Regions from separate parts of the Mus musculus genome. Here region 1 is linked to region 2. A link is a loop called in an ENCODE intact Hi-C map of the cell type or tissue named here. Cell type or tissue: left cerebral cortex. All regions are shown on one strand.

Evidence for each region. Hi-C counts contacts between places; a loop is a spot of excess contacts. Peaks named below come from ENCODE experiments on the same cell type or tissue, not always from the same donor. Only the 100,000 strongest peaks of a DNase experiment are listed, where the experiment ranks them.
Region 1: a loop joins it to region 2, with 8 times the contacts of the local background. A loop is called at or near these places in 2 of 42 quality-filtered maps.

What each region holds. Positions count from the first base shown.
Region 1 is chr1:127,930,191-127,938,190 of GRCm38, reverse strand. It overlaps Rab3gap1 (RAB3 GTPase activating protein subunit 1), which reads right to left. Exons shown (of 24, transcript NM_178690.4): 16 at 7,747-7,801; 17 at 7,113-7,484; 18 at 3,637-3,774; 19 at 626-853; 20 at 106-202. Among named protein-coding and RNA genes, the nearest start is that of Gm28800, 27 kb to the left of the region's middle. In left cerebral cortex, a CTCF peak has its summit at 751 (motif pointing left); DNase peaks (open chromatin) are centred at 2,412, 3,664, 3,996, 4,377 and 5 more places; H3K27ac peaks cover 4,496 bases.
Region 2 is chr1:128,027,805-128,035,804 of GRCm38, reverse strand. Zranb3 (zinc finger, RAN-binding domain containing 3) reads left to right here. Exons shown (of 21, transcript NM_027678.3): 6 at 2,871-2,956. Among named protein-coding and RNA genes, the nearest start is that of Zranb3, 71 kb to the left of the region's middle. In left cerebral cortex, no CTCF peak of the experiment used is centred here; DNase peaks (open chromatin) are centred at 3,506, 4,103, 4,756, 6,341 and 1 more place; H3K27ac peaks cover 5,932 bases.

The DNA.
Region 1 (8,000 bases), 98 kb after region 2:
TATTAAAAAAAAAAAGAAAGAAAGAAATTCAAAGCCATAGTTAAAAATGAAACCAAAAACCCTTCTTTGGCAATGGGCGTAGGGACTGACAACTGAGACATTTACCTTCTTCCTTTACCTTGAGAACAGCTGCATGAATCACACAAGGCAGGAGGTGCCTGGCTAGGTCTGCAGGCTTCTGCATGGCCAGGTAGTGCAGGACCTGAGGGAGACACAGGGGACCCAGAAATACTGCAGGGCGGCCTTCCTGGGGCACAGAGGCCTGACCTCAGCTCACTCTTGCCTCTTTCCCAGCTAAGCAGCAGCTATGGCAGAGGCAAGCATGTAGGAACTGTAAGAACTACTTTCTCAAGCTTTCCAAGTCTTTATGTTACACGTACAAAGGAGGAGCATGCAGAGAACGAGGATGATCTGTGAGCCACAACACCAACATGGCAGTTAACAGCAGCGTGTTGTCAATCTAGGATTTCTTTTTTAGGGCATTAGATAGAGCCACTAATAATAAATGTGTAAGTGTTATTTTGTTACTTGATTTTCTCAGTACTTCTAAAGATTGTTAGCGATCTTCTACAATCTGTAATTTCTTTGTCATTACACAGTAGATTTACTGGTCACTTCCTCGTACCTTTTCAGCCTCTCGGGTGTCATCAAACAGTCTCCTCTGACGTCGTGCTGGCACAGGCTTAGCAGTCTCCCAGGCTTCTACCCACATGTTGCTGGGGATCTTCATACGGGCACTCAGCTCCCCCTTCAGGACCACATTGCCCTTCTCGTCAGTCACCTCCTCCTCAATGTAGTCCCTTGGTGAGTACCACCTCACGAAATCTTCCAGAAAGCAGCCTGGATTAGCTGCCTAACACACAAAAAAAACAACAAAACAAAACCCAGCATTTTCAGACAAGCCTAGTGCAAAGTTATATTCACACTTAAAGTTTGAAAGTCACATTTAAAATAGGAGGTGTTAAAGCACCAAAAATGTTCCTCAATTTTACAGAAAAACCAAAAACCAAAAAAGCACCATTTTTATGTGATGACTTTGTACAAACTGTAGTATTAATTACTCAGTACTGAACAAAGTAGTGAATAAATGAAGTGTAGAGAGTTAAATAATGCACAGCACAGCCAGAGTAACACATGACCGAGACTCTATACTTGGTGGTTAGGCAATAGCAGCACTGGTATAAATATCAGCTAGCCTCCCTCACTCATGTTCTAGTCAGCAACCAAACTCTAAGGCTTCACACAAAACACCTCCATCTAAACTACGTCTATGCTATTAAGGAGCTGAAATCCCACTATTATTGTTCAGGTGGCTAAAAGCAAGCATTCATGCTCCAGTTATAGCACAACTACCTAGAATAATGACATATGCCAAAAACGTTCCAACAATTCTACTTTCAAACCTAGACGATAAAGCCGCCTCACACTGCTTGTGGAGAGCTATTATTAGCAGAGTACATAAGGATGGGCATGTAGCACTGTTGGTGAGAATAGTCTGTTTCAAATGTGATGGCTAAACTCATGGGGCTTAGGGTCACCATTCTTAACCCAGAGAGACCCTAACGAACCAGAGGAAGTTCTTCACTAACTGTAGAACCCGTTTGTTGTTGTTTCATTTTGTTTTTCCTGAGTGCTGAGAATTGAACCTGGGTCCTCTAGAAGAACAGCCAGTGCTCTTAACTGCTAAGCCATCTCTCCAGCCCCATAGGATCCATTCTTGTAAGGCTGTGCCATGGTTTGTGACAGTGCCTAGGATTTATGAGCAAAGGTCTGGATCCTACCCAGGCAGCACACCAGCTCATCTGTAAAGGCAGTAAGCTTGACAGTTTTCAATATTCAGCTCCTATGTTACAGACTAGTGAGTATTTTGTACTAGAGCCCTCCCCTGCCCTAAGTTCTTAGTAACATACCAGGCAGGACAGACACCTCAGCCATGACTTGTCCTCTTTTTACTGTTAAAGGATTTATTATAACGGATGGCCCAGAATAAGCCCCTATGATGTATGGGTGTCTCAGGCATACATCCATGCCCAACTCTGGGATCTCTAAGCAGTTCTAATAGTAAATTGTTCCTACAGAAAGGGAAAGGCAACTCATATGTTTAGAATAACTACTTACTTTTAAAAGTATCTATCTTTCATAGTTGTATTCCTAAGAGCCACCTTATACATGTACCTCTATTTTCTGGTTTAAAAAGTTATTATAAATTTGTAAGTGCCCAGCTCAGTCCAAAAGAATTTAATGAGCAGCAGTTTTGGTAGTGCACAATGTTAAAAGACTGCAAGCACCGTTTGCAGTCTCTTGTGTGCACGTCTGCAGAGCCTGCTGTGGAGCACACCCTGACTAGGAAGGCAGCTGATGGCAGGAGAACTGTAGTGGAAGTTGTCCACACCTGCTGACCCCCTTCTTTTTGGTTTTCTCCACAGGTCCTGAGTTCAATTCCCAGCAACCTCACAGTGGCTCACAACCATTTGTAATAGGATCCTCTTTTGGTGTGTCTGGAGACAGGGATGTACTCACATTAAATACATACATACAAACAAACATGCATGCATGCTCAGGCCTGGAAGAAGTTTCAGACATCCGTGTGCAGACAGCGAAGGCCCCCCCCCCCCACCCCGAGTTGTTTGTCACTCGGGTTGAGTATACTTTCCAAAATACATGGGTGTAGGAGGGCTTTGAATTTTTTTAGATTTCTGAATTTTCAAATGCACAAACTAAGCTTTGACTCGAGTCTAAACCTAAAATTCAATTACTTTTCATGCATACTACACTTATATACTGTGAAGGTGAGTTTATACAATGACTTAAATAATTTTGCATATGAAACACTCTTATAGTGTGGAATTTTCTACTCATAGTGTTAGGTTATGACTTTAAAGTGTCAGATATTGGGGGCCAAAGAGTTTGCTCAGGAGTTAAGAGCACCACTTGCTCTTCCAGAGGACACAGGTTCAATTCCCAGTACCCACATGGTGCACAGATATTCATGCAGGTAAAATACCCACACACATAAAATTTTAAAGTTTCAGATACTGGTTCATACAGTATCTTAGGGTTAAGGACACTCAAATACCACTGTCCCCTAAATGTGCAGAGCTGTACACCCAAGCCTTTATCCAAGCCCACAATAACTCCTCCAGGCAGCAAATACCTACTTTTCCAAAATACTGACTTTTCTGAGAAAGTTCCCATACCTGCTTAGCCACTTCCCTCTGACCTTGCATCCTTTGAAGACTAGAAATCTCTCACAAGCTCAATCGACTAAATAAATACTGTATCTCCCCCACCTACTCATAGTGTGTGGCACACATATGTTTGTTGCATAAAATAATCCACATAGAAATCCCTACAGTTCCCAAAGCCTTAAATTGGCTAAGGACACACAAAGGAAAAACCATCTATAACACACAGAATATTCAATTCTCAACTTTGGAAAGCAGGTTGACTTTCTTTTACAAACCTAAGAAGTGAGTCTGACATGTCCTTTCCAGGCTGGAAGAAGCATTTTGTAACAAGTAATAAATCCAAACACTTAAAAAAGACACAACCTTCATGTCACTTTATAGTGTTGTTCACAGTTTCATCCCAGAATAGCTGAAGACAGACTCAGAGAGCTCTGGAAGTGTGACCTACCTTAAAAGACTCCATATCGGAGAGGAGACAGGCACTCTGCATGCGTGCGCGGAGGTGCGCCCCCTCAGCAGATGTCCCTAATTTTGCTAAGACCTCAGACTGCTCTTCCAGCAGATCTTCTGTCATGGGTGCTGGTTCCTGTGACAATGCACAAAAGGACAAAAGGACAAAAGTAGCTCTTCAGAAACACAGCAGGACCATAAACATAGGATAAACATAGGACCATAGACATTTCTGCTTATGCAGCCACAAAATACACATTTGGAAGAATGTAAAGAAATGCAGAATTTAACCAACAAATTCCATGAGTTTCTCCTGGAGCACCGACTTCAGAGCAGAGGCCCTAACTAACTAACTCCCCATAATAAGAAGCTACTTTTTATGGCCCTATAGCTATGAAGTCACAGGATGGAAGGGAAGGAATAGGAAAATCACTAAAGAATAAACATGAGTGAACCAAAATAACATGAATCAAAAATACAACTATGCTGAAAGGAATTACCCGTATGAGCACATACTATAGATAGCTGGGTGTGATGCCTGTAATCCTAGCACTTGAAAGGTGAAGGCTAAAGGACTGAGGCTTCAAGATCATCCTCACCTTCACAGTGAATTCAGTACCAACTCTGCCTACATGAGACCTAATTCAACTTTCTCCTTTCTACTCAATATCAAAAGACAACAACATTTCTGTTCTAGTTGGGTTTCTGTTGCCATGGCAATGCTAACCAAAACCAACTAAAGGAAAGGGTTTATCTTATAACTTTCAAGTCAAGACCATCGCTGAGGGAAGTCAGAACAGATACTCAGGAGAACTTAGAGGCAGGAACTGAAGCTAACACTTAGGCTATGGAGGGAGGTTCTTTGCTGCTTGCTCTCCATGCCTTGCTCAGCCTGCTTCTTTATACAACCTGCTAGAGATAGTGTCATCCAATGGGTTTCCTGACATCAATCATTAACTAAGAAAATGTCCTATGGACTTGTCTACAGGCTAGTCTGATGGAGGCAATTCCTCCAGTGAGATTTCCTCTTCCCAGGTGTCTCGTTTGTCTCACATTGACAAACATTAATCAGGACAATATTGATTATTCTATGAACATATAATACAAATGGTTCCATTTATTAATTTAATTATTGTATGTGAACCCATGATACATCAAGTGAAGGGAATTACATAAAATAATCACATGCAATGCTGGTGAGGATACACATCCATCCTATCGATCACTACATACTTACTTTATGCTTATACACTTTATACTTACATACTTCTACACTTATATACTTAGCTTATGCTTGTACACTTAGTTTATACTTATATACTTATACACTTAGAGACTTAACCCTTAGTTTAATAATAGCTACTAAAACATTTCAAGATATAAAACCAGTCAATTACATTGACAAATGCTTAGGTTCATCAAAAGTCGAGGAAATAGCCAGGCATGGTAGTGCATACCTTTAATCCCAGCACTTGGGAAACAAGAGCAAACAGATCTCTAATAGTTTGGGACAACCTTATCTACAAAGTGAGTTAAGTGACTTTCAGACCAGACAAGGCTACATAGGAAGCACTTTCTTAAAATAGATAGATAGATAGATAGATAGATAGATGATAGATAGATAGATAGATGATAGATAGATAATCCTGCACTGCTGACAATGATATGGACTGAAACCATAGTTTATGAAATCGACATAAAATGCAAGTAATTTCAGTGCTAGAACCTTACTGTAATTTCTTGCTAAACTGCCATGGCTACAGTGTGTCAGCACATACTAAGCATTCCATCTATACCTATGAAAAGGGGAAAGAGTGTGAGAATTACTATGTCTTTACCCTTTAATTTACCACTGATGAGAATGTAAAACAGGTGCAACCTGTTTAAAGGGAAACTTGATAGCATTGGTCCCTTCACCTAGTGAACCATCTTTCTTATGTAAATGATGGCAGGGACTCATGATACAGACTGTTTAAAAGAGCAAATCCTTGAAAATGACACACAGTGATTGACATGAATAATTAAATAAGCTGTAGGACTTCCACATGTTAGAATAATATGCAACAATTATAAATGACACAGATGTACATTTAATGGCATGGGGTGACCCTATTGATAGGATAAACAAGCTGCGTATCAGTGCACATTCAGAAATGAAACCAAATCATATCCATATGCACACATCAGTGGAAAGGAAGAAGTGTAAGAAACATAACTCAAACTAGTAACAACAGTTACTTTTGAGAAGGTCTGAACCAGTGAGCAAGAAGCCTGCTTTTTTTTTTTTTCTGGTTTTTCGAGACAGGGTTTCTCTGTGTAGCCCTGGCTGTCCTGGAACTCACTCTGTAGACCAGGCTGTCCTCAAACTCCGAAATCCACCTGCCTCTATCTTCCGAGTGCTGGGATTAAAGGCACGCGCCACGACGCCGGGCTGCTTTTTTTTTTTTTTAAACATAAGTATTCACATATCACTTAGGCAAAACCAACCACCAAAAATGAATTGTTCTTCCCTAGACTGAGTTGCTGTTCTAATGGTATAAAATGGCTTTAAAACATGTTTGAAGAAATAAAAACAGTCCTAACTGAAGGACGATCGTTTTTGTTCTCCCCATTCTGTACTTGGAGTACTCCAAGCACTTCATCTCTACCTATGGAAATACAGTTTAAGAACCAATAATTCCACAAGTTCAGGGTCCACTGTGGAGGAGGGTACATAGCATCTTGTGGACATGACATGGCCACTGCACTCAGATTCACAGAGGATCAAGCTAGTCCCCATTCTAACACGGAATGGAAGGGGTTCATGAGCCCTGATGTGTGGCTGAGGAGCCATGGACAGATGATGGTTTCCAGGGAGGAGAGACTCAGTTTCCTTTAAGGGTGTGGGTCCTGGTAGGTCCACCATGTTGCTGGGGAGGGCCCCATATCAAGGAGCATATGGGGAAAAAAAAAAAAAAAAGGAATTGATGGGCTATTTAAAAAGAAAAGAGCCAAGCCGAGCAGTGGTGGCGCACACCTTTAATCCCAGCACTTGGGAGGCAGAGGCAGGTGGATTTCTGAGTTTGAGGCCAGCCTGGTCTACAGAGTGAGTTCCAGGACAGCCAGGGCTACACAGAGGAAACCCTGTCTCGAAAAACCAAAAAAAAGAAAAAAAAAGAAAATAAGAAAGGAGAGCACAGGGTTGGGGAAGGTAGGAGAGGTATAGACTTTAAGAGAAGTCACGGGGAGAAGGTGAGGCTAAGTATGATCAAAACACATTGCATAGAATTCTCAAAGAATTAATCACCTTATATAAGGTCAATACCATCTACTAAGGCTTCAAACGATTATGCAATTTCAGACTGGCAGAACTGAAAGTTCCAAACCTAATCAAAGACTTTAAATAATCTCTCCTACCAAAAGCAATCATCTCCTCTAGGAAGGACCTAATCAACAACAAAAGGCAGCTGAGTTTGCAAGCCTTGGTGCACCTACCTGGGTCACTGGAATGTAGAGAGGCTCTCCATTATGCAGCAGGGTAAGTTTCCCGTGCTGGTGCAGGCGGCCTTCTGGCTTTAAGTTTGCCATCTCCTTGGGACCGCCTTTCTTACCACTCTCCTGTCCGTTTCCTTTAAGGTCTTCCGTATCACTGAGGCATTCAAAAAACTCTTCTTCACTATCACTCCAGGAATCCCAGGACTTCCCTACTTCTCCCTTTTCCTTCTCTGTATCTCTGAGATGGTCCAGGCCCAGCTGGCCTCCAGTTTTCCCAGCATCCCCTGGATATGCACTAGTCGTACTATCCGAGAGGCTCGTCTTTTTCCCTTCATCACGTGCTTTCTTCCTTTCAATACAACAATTTAACATCTGAAGAAAACAGAAATAGCATTTATGGTTGAACTAGAGTACAGCAATATGTATCAATTGCTTCAGTATTTCTTTCTACTTTACCAAGACAGATTACAGGGATTATAAGCAACCCATAAGCAGCCCAAAGAAAGTAGCCTATATAAGTCATTCCTACACTTAAGTGTTAGATTAAGCGTCAGGTTTTGCATATATATATATATATATATATATATGTAAATGATGTAAATGTGTGTGCACTCATGCTATGGAAAACCGTTACCTGTAGTTTCTGATGCAGTAAGCAGCATCTTAGATCTGGTGATCCACTTGCTAGTCTACCAAATAGGAAAAGAAAGCTTAAGTTTTAGTAAAATTATATCACGTAAGCCTACTTACACATTGTCAATTTTTTTTTTTTTTTTTAAGACAGGGAACTGATTTATTTATTTATTATATGTAAGTACACTGTAGCTGTCCTCAGACACTCCAGAAGAGGGAGTCAGATCTCGTTACGGATGGTTGTGAGCCACCATG
Region 2 (8,000 bases):
AAGTTAGTTTGTAGGAGGAAACACCCATGTTTGAAAGTGATGCCCAGTTGAGTGGCAGACAAAGTTACAAATCAGATAGAGGTTTGACAGAGTAGGATACACCCAACTCTCGTGAGAACAGAGAGGAAAGAGAGCTGCTTTAAGAGAGAGGAGACACTTTTACTGGGACAGTTTTAGAGAGACATGTTGCAGAGAGAGAACAAGCTAGACATATGTTAAGACAAAATGAGCCAGAGAATGAGAAGGAGCCAGAAGATTAATACTTGTTCTGGAGTTAGTTTGAGACCAAGCAGGGCAATTCAGTCAGAAGTTGAGAGGAGCCAGTGTGAATCAGTCATTTTGGAGAGGAGTTTGAACCAGAACAACTGAATTGAATCAGCCACCCAGAGATCAGAAAGAACTAAGAAGGGTGAGCTTATTCAGTAGTAAGTCTCAGAGGCTGAAAACATGATAGGCCTCGATTAGATTGTACAGAAATTAGAAGCTTCCAGGACTAGGCCTAGGTTAGCAGATAGAGGCAGTAAGCCTCAGAGACAACAATGACTATAGGAGAATAAAAGTTACATTTACATATATGTTTGTGTGTTGTGTGAGAGAGAGAGAGAAAATCCTGTACCTGTGAAGGAATTTCTACTGTCTGTCTTATCTGCTGTCTACCTTCTTTTTTTGAAGTGGGACTCCCACTGGTCCTGGAGCTCCAATTTCTCTGGGCTAGCTGGCCAGTGAGCTCCCTTTAGAGATCTGTTTATACTCCCTTGCAGAATTTTTCTGTAGTTCTTTTTTACTTTGGTAGCTCCACTTTGGAAAGTAGAAACAAACTAAAGGCTGTTACAGGCCAGGTGAGGTATCTATCTAGACTAGAGGAACTTAGTCTAGGAACAGCCACGTGTTGAGTGTCTTTTTCAGACACTCTTAGTTCTTTCTGACCATTTGATCTGAGGAATCTGATTTGCTGGCACACTGTTGTTTATCCTTTGTATCTCTGTGATGGTGGTGATCATCCTCTGTATTCCTAACTTCAGTAGGCTTTTGTCTCACTCCTTATCTAACCAAAGTTTAGTCAGCGTTATTGATTGTTCCTAAAACAGACTTGTGTTTGCTAATTTTCTCTTATTTTCTCCTTTATTTTCATCAAAATGCTTATAGTGTTTTTCTTTGGTGCTTGCCTTTTCATTTAGCGTGTTCTTCCCTTTCTAGCTGGGAATTTAAGTTGTTGATTGAAAATCTTTGTTTTCATGTTGACACAGGTGCACACAGCAAAGGGCTGTACTGGGGATGATTTTTTAAATATGAAGTCCTAGGAATAGAAACATTCATGAAAGTAAAAAATAGCTAGTGCTTGCCAGGACCTGGTGGGAAGGGAAGAGGGCTTTGACTACTAATGGAGGTGGGTTTCTTTTTAAGATGGTAACAACCTTTTGTAAATAGTAGTGGTTGATATATAACTTTGTGACTGTGCTAAAAGCCACTGAATTTCATACTTGAAGAGTGAACTTTATATTAATCATATCAATAAAAACATTATGTTAAAGAGCCTATTAAACCTGACAGTAAATTGTTATTGTGTGCAGCCTATCAGGGTCGTGAAAAGAAAAGTTACACAAGGATACTATTGGCCCAAGTGGCAAATTTACATAGTATTCAAAGTATACATCTAGGCTGGGAAGATAGCACAGCGGTACAATACTTAATGCACGAATGTGAGGGCAGTTCAAGTCCCCGGACCCCACATAAAAGCCGAGCAGTTGTGGCAGCAGGCTATAAGCCCAGTGTGGCAGCTATAAGCCCAGTGTGGCAGCTATAAGCCCAGTGTGGCAGCTATAAGCCCAGTGTGGCAGCAGGCTATAAGCCCAGTGTGGGAGGAGAAGACAAGAATCCCCCAGCAGCTGGCAAGCCAGACCAGCAGAAATGCAGGTTCAGTGAGAGACTCACTCAATTCATAAAGTACAAAATGATTCAAAAAGACGCCAATGGCAGAAGCTACCACATGAACATGCACAGTACACACAGAGATATTTATGTCAAAAGAGAAGAAAAGAACATGCATGCCATGTTCCATGCACCCGAGATTAGATTTAGTGGTATAGCAATTGCCTACCATGCCTCAGGCTCTGTGCTTTACCCCTCACACCAACTGTTTATCTCTAAAATTATAACATATGAAATTCATCCAATGAAAATGCAGCTTGAATGTGTCTGGTAGCACATGCCTTTAATCCCAGCATTCTGGAAGTAAAGGCAGGAGGGTGGAAGTTGAGGTCAGCCAGGGTATATAATGACTACATAAATACTTCATTTCAAACAAATGTATGTAAGCAGGTGGATAGATAGATGAACAGATCGCTAGTACTCATGTGTAGCATGGATACACAAATATAATTGTGAAATTACTAATATTTATAACTGCTTAAAAGACAGAAACAGCCTATTCATTCATTATCAGGCATCTGTTTGACTATTTTATCACATAGACACAATAATGGTTATTCATCCTTTTAAGGATTCTTTATTATTATAGTATATTGCTTATATACCTCTTAAAATTAAAAGTTGCCTCTGATGTTTTTACAATAAGATTTTAGTTGTACCATAATATTATGATTGTCTATATGTGTATACATACATACATACATACATATACAGGGGCTAGAGAGAAATCTTTTTTAAATTGTGACTGTATATATATGTTATATTTAGAAAAAGAGAATTATTATCCTTGAAGAATGGATAGTGTGGTGTGAAAAAGAAGGAAAGTCTTTGAGGAAGAAGCATTTTTACTTTTATGCCTGTTACCATTTTTATTAAATTCTTTTATCATCCTAATAACTTACTTGAGAATATTGTAATTGAGGATATTTGTATTGTTATAGCTTTTCATGCAGATTGAGGCTCTTTTCCCACAAAAATTTGGAACTTGGATTGAGTATGCTAAAAGATACTGCAATGCACATGTCAGGTAAGATGACCGTTCTCCATAAGCCTTTATCTGGACATATTTAAAACTCTGAGCATTAAACACTGTTAGCCATTCCTTATTCCCGTGGTTTGCAAACTTGTTGCACCTATGGAAGAATTCCTTAAAGTAAAGCCCTGCCTGGGTAGCCTACCTGTAATGTAAAAGAAATACCTAGGCATGGTGGCACGTGCCTTCAATGCCAGCACTTGGGAAGGAAAGCAGGTGAATGATTAGAGGCTAGACTTGCCTTCATCCATGTCAAGGCTGAAAGAAAATATGTCTATTCTTGAGTATATGCATGGAGGTGTGTTGTCCTGCTTTCCATTTGACTGTGTGAGGTGTCAGGTTGAGATGAGCCAGGTTTTGGTGTTACAATGATGTCTTAGTTCCTGTTCTATTGCTGTGAAGAGGCACCATTACCATAGCAACTTATGGAAGACAACATTTAATTAAGGGCTTGCTTACAGTGACTCATGGTGGGAACAAGGTAGCAGCAGGCAGACCAGCAGGAATGAGCTACAGCAGTAGCTGAAAGCTTACACCTGATCCACCAGCTGGAGGCACAGAGCAAGACTGTGCCTGAGTTTTTGAAATCTCAGGCTCAATGTTTAATTTGTGTGTCTGTCCTACAGTCTGTTTTTTGATTAATATCTGTCATATGAGAGCAGAAGTGTGCACCTCACTTATGAGTATAAATAGTATTTCGAAGAGAAATATTTCATCTCTGTGAAATGTGTGATGGCGTAGGTTGTGTTCTGTTTCCTGCTTGTTAGTCGTTTCAAGATCAACATTGTGCTTCTCAAAGGCGTTTTCTTTCTTTATAATTATGTGGACATCTGAATGTCTGAATAGGTCTGTGCACTTGTGAGCGCAGGTAACCATGGAGGTGAGACCAGGGGAATCAGATCTTCTGGAGCTGAGGTTTGGCCATCCAGCATGGTTCTGGTAGCCAAACTTAGGTCCTCTGTAAGAACCTCATGTATGTGTAAGGGCTGCACCCTCTCTAGCCCTTTGAAGATGTTTTCTTCTACATCCATTTCTGAAGTCTTTCTAATCCTTTATTTCTTTACCTTGAAAGCACTGTGGTTCCATAAGCTTTGATTCAGATCAAGGCATTTCCTGGCATTTTAAGTTAGGCTGTGGGATGCTATATTTTCTTCCACAGTGTTTTTATTCTGGAAAGGTGTCATTTTCACACTATAATTTTAGAGAATGCAAATTATGGATCGTTATTCCATCCTAGACCCATATTTTATATTTAAAATGTCATGCTGCATTCAAAATAAAAGTTAAGTGAAGTGCTCGATCAAGATGTCATTTTGTCTTTAAAAAGTTTATTAAATTCCCGAGTAACAGCCTAAAGAAGCATGCTAATGCAGATGGAATCTGAAGAACGAACGATCTTAGGGCCTAAGTAACCAAACACCACAGACCCCATTTGATTTGAGAGGCACAGAGAAAAGAGATTACTCAAGCAGAGTACCCTTACTCAGAATGCCACATGGTAGTCACTCTAGTGGATTCTATTTAGAGGTAGCTATAAATACAAATAAAATCTGGAGAATGAAGCACAGTGAATAAATTGATCGACAGTAGTTAAGTGAGAGAAGGTATAGAGCCCACTTAGACCCTTGTGCACCTTCTGGGGTTAAATCACTTACCCCAGTTTCTATTTCCTTTTATATTTTTCCACATTTTTCTTGGCAACATGAGAGACTTCAGAAGTGGCACCTTTAATAAATGTTCCAGTGCTTATAAAAGGAAGACTTGTGAATAACCCGGCCAAGCATCGTGTGAGCCAGGTGTGATAGCACAAGCCTTTAATATCAGCACTGGGAAGGCAGAAGCAGGTGGATCTCTGAGTTTGAGGCTATTCTGGTCTGCACAATGAAGTCTAGGCCAGCCAGGGTTACATAGTGAGACACTGTCTTGAACTAAAAACAAAAATATGCTTTGGGAAGACATATCTGTCCTCTCTTACATTGTGCTTAGAACTTAAAAGTGTCCCAAGAAGATCTGGGGAAATTGTGCTTGCGTCTTATGTGTTGTAGGAAATTATTATTATTTAAAATAATGAACTGACAGGTTCCAGCACTATGCCCAGCTACTCTCAGCCCCAGGGGACTAGCTGGCCTTTTCTTATCTGGTGGAGACTCTGGCCCGGAAGGTCCTGAAACTTCTCACCCAGCTCACTTGGTTCCCACTGGCGGGTCGCTACCACGCCAATGCTTCAAATCCCCCACCCCATGGCCTTTGTGGCACACATCAGGCAAATCTACGCACCTTGCTGCGGTACCTTCTCTCTGGAACCCAGTCAAATCACTTCAAGAAGAAAAACACCACACAAACTTAGCTCAGAAACAGTGGTAGCTCAATCTCTGGGCGCTACAACTAAAACCCTCTCTTGTAAGCCCTGTTTAATCTGATTCCTCTAGTGAAACTCTAGCAGCTACATCTTACCCTCATGCTATCCCTGTTCCAAAAGACCTACCTCTCTCCTCCTCCTTCTCTTCCTCTGTCCAACCCAGAAGTCCCACCTATTCGCCCAGTGATTGGCTCCTTTAGTCATTAGGGGATTGGTTCACAAGAACAGCACCAGGCCCCTCTACAACACTTATGTACAGGGCTCTGGGTTCAGTTTTTTGTGTGGGAACACATCAAATTCTATACCAGTTCTACTAAGGAGAATTGGTTGTCTAAATTTTCTTGAGACGGTGAAATGCTACTTGATAGTATATACTCAAGGTGTTATGTCCATTATTAGCATAATCAGGGTCCTGCTCACCTCCATATGTTCTCCAGCACTGCGTCATTTACTGTTCTGCCTCTGGCTAAATACAGGGCTGTCTATTCCTTGAGCACATGGCTCAGTTGTGAAGTAAATAGTTAATATACTGAGCACTCAACGTCTGTTTGAGGAATAGTTAAGTAAGATGTGATATAAATTCTGTATTTGTGTTTGGAAAGACTTCTGATTTTGAATCATTCTATATTGAGTTGGTGTATGAGGTCATTTTATCCCACCTACTGCCTCTAGCTTGTTTTTTTAAATTAATCCATTTGTTCAAAAATTATTTTTAGGAGGCTAGATAGATGGCTTAGTGATTAAAAGTCCTGGATGCTCTCCTAGAGGACCTAGGTTCGATTCCTGGCACCTACATGACAATAAATGACCATCTATGACTTCAGTTGTAGAGGATTCAACATCCTCCTCCGGCCTCTGCAGACAGTAGACATGCTTGTGCTGCACAGACATACATTCAGCCAAAATGTATAAGCCTTCATGCTCTAGGGATCAAAATGATTCAAGCTTTCACTGAATTGTCACGTCTGGCACTAACCAGGTAATTATAGATGACTGTCATGTGAGGATGGGAAGAGGAAAGGCCTGATGGCCGGGTGTACCAATGTGAACCAGTCAAGACAGTCAGAAGCATCCTGTGAGTAAATATATTCCTTTCCTTTTCAGAAAGTGGAAATTCTATATGCTAAAACCAGAACAAGAGAGACCACTGTGCCCTTGAGGAACTAAATATTCAGCTGAATATTCTGAGCTAAACCAAGGTCTCTAGACAAAAACAGTTAGTCAGGAGTTAGATAAAGATAGGGCTAGGTAGGAGTCAAATTACAGTCTTGTTCATCAGAATGTAATAGGAAGACATTGTGGGTGTCTTCCCCTTCTCTGTGTCTTCTGCAGGCATTGGTTTGCAATAATACGTAAGAAAATGTACTATTTTACCATTTTAAGTATATAATTTGGTATCTTTAGATACATTCATATTGTTGTAAAACAAAGCTTTTAATTTCTAGCACATTTGTCACCCTAATCTAAACCTCTATACCCATTCACCAATGTTCTCCACCTCTTTTTTTAGCCTCGGCACTGTAAAGTTATAAAGTGTGGCATGGTCATGTGTGATCAGATTTACAAGTTTCCTTGTTGTTTTCAGGGCTATATTTTTATATGGTCCAAAACTAATAGAAGAGTAAACAAATTCATATTTTTTGAAAAAGAGATTATTATATTAAAAATATTAGCATTTTTGTCCCTTATAATATTGACCATTTTTCTACATAAATGTTTGTTATAGTATATAAATAACTATTTTTTATAGTTGTGTGGTGTATTATTGAGATTGTAGTATGGTTTCAGTGAGGGAGTTTGCATCGAGAAGTGGCATATTATTGGACCTGTACCATAGGTTCTAGAGTGACAGGGCTTGCATCTCAGGACATTTTTTTATGAGAGGCAGTTTATTGTGTCTTTGAACACAATAAGAATTTGAAAGTTTCTGTGATCTAAACTTCTGCAGGATAGGAACTAAGATGGTGAGATTAGGACCACAGGCTTACTAGTGATGCTAAGTAGCCATTTGCGATCATAAACAGATTAGTAGTGGAGCCAGTGTTCTCAGTGGTGTATTTCCACAGCAACGTGGTTTATCCCAGAAGATTGCCTAGAGTCAGATCTGACTTGTATTGGGAGCTTGGTATCGACTTAGATAGATCTAGGGCCTGAAAGACTAGGGGGTTTAGTTATCCTGGGAAGACTCAGAGATCAGCTTGGAAAGGCAGGTGTGAGAACAGGAAGGGGAAGGGTGATTTGGACAAGGAAAACAGGCAGCGCTTGCCTGGGGCATTGTAGTGAGAAGGGGAGAGAATGGGGTGGAGGAACAGGTGCCATAAAAGAATGAGTAGAAACCAGAACTATTATTTTAGTTTCTCCTCCTAAAGACTTTTATTTCATAAAATATCAGTATTTTCACAACGAGGATAAAGTAAACATTGTTTCTGTCTGTTACTTCCAGTCAGTGGTTGACATTATAAATGCTTTCCACACATACAGAGGTTCCCGCCTCACCTAAGTATTTGCCTACATGTTTGTTGGGAGCTTCTGGAGCCTTTCCTCAGTAGGAGTTCCCATTTTTCCTCCCTTTCCTTAAGATATTCCAGTCTGTATTCTTTCATAAAAGGCTGAATTATTATTGTGAGCAGTTAGACATTGTTTCCATGTTAGGATATCATCCTAAGTGAAGTAACCCAA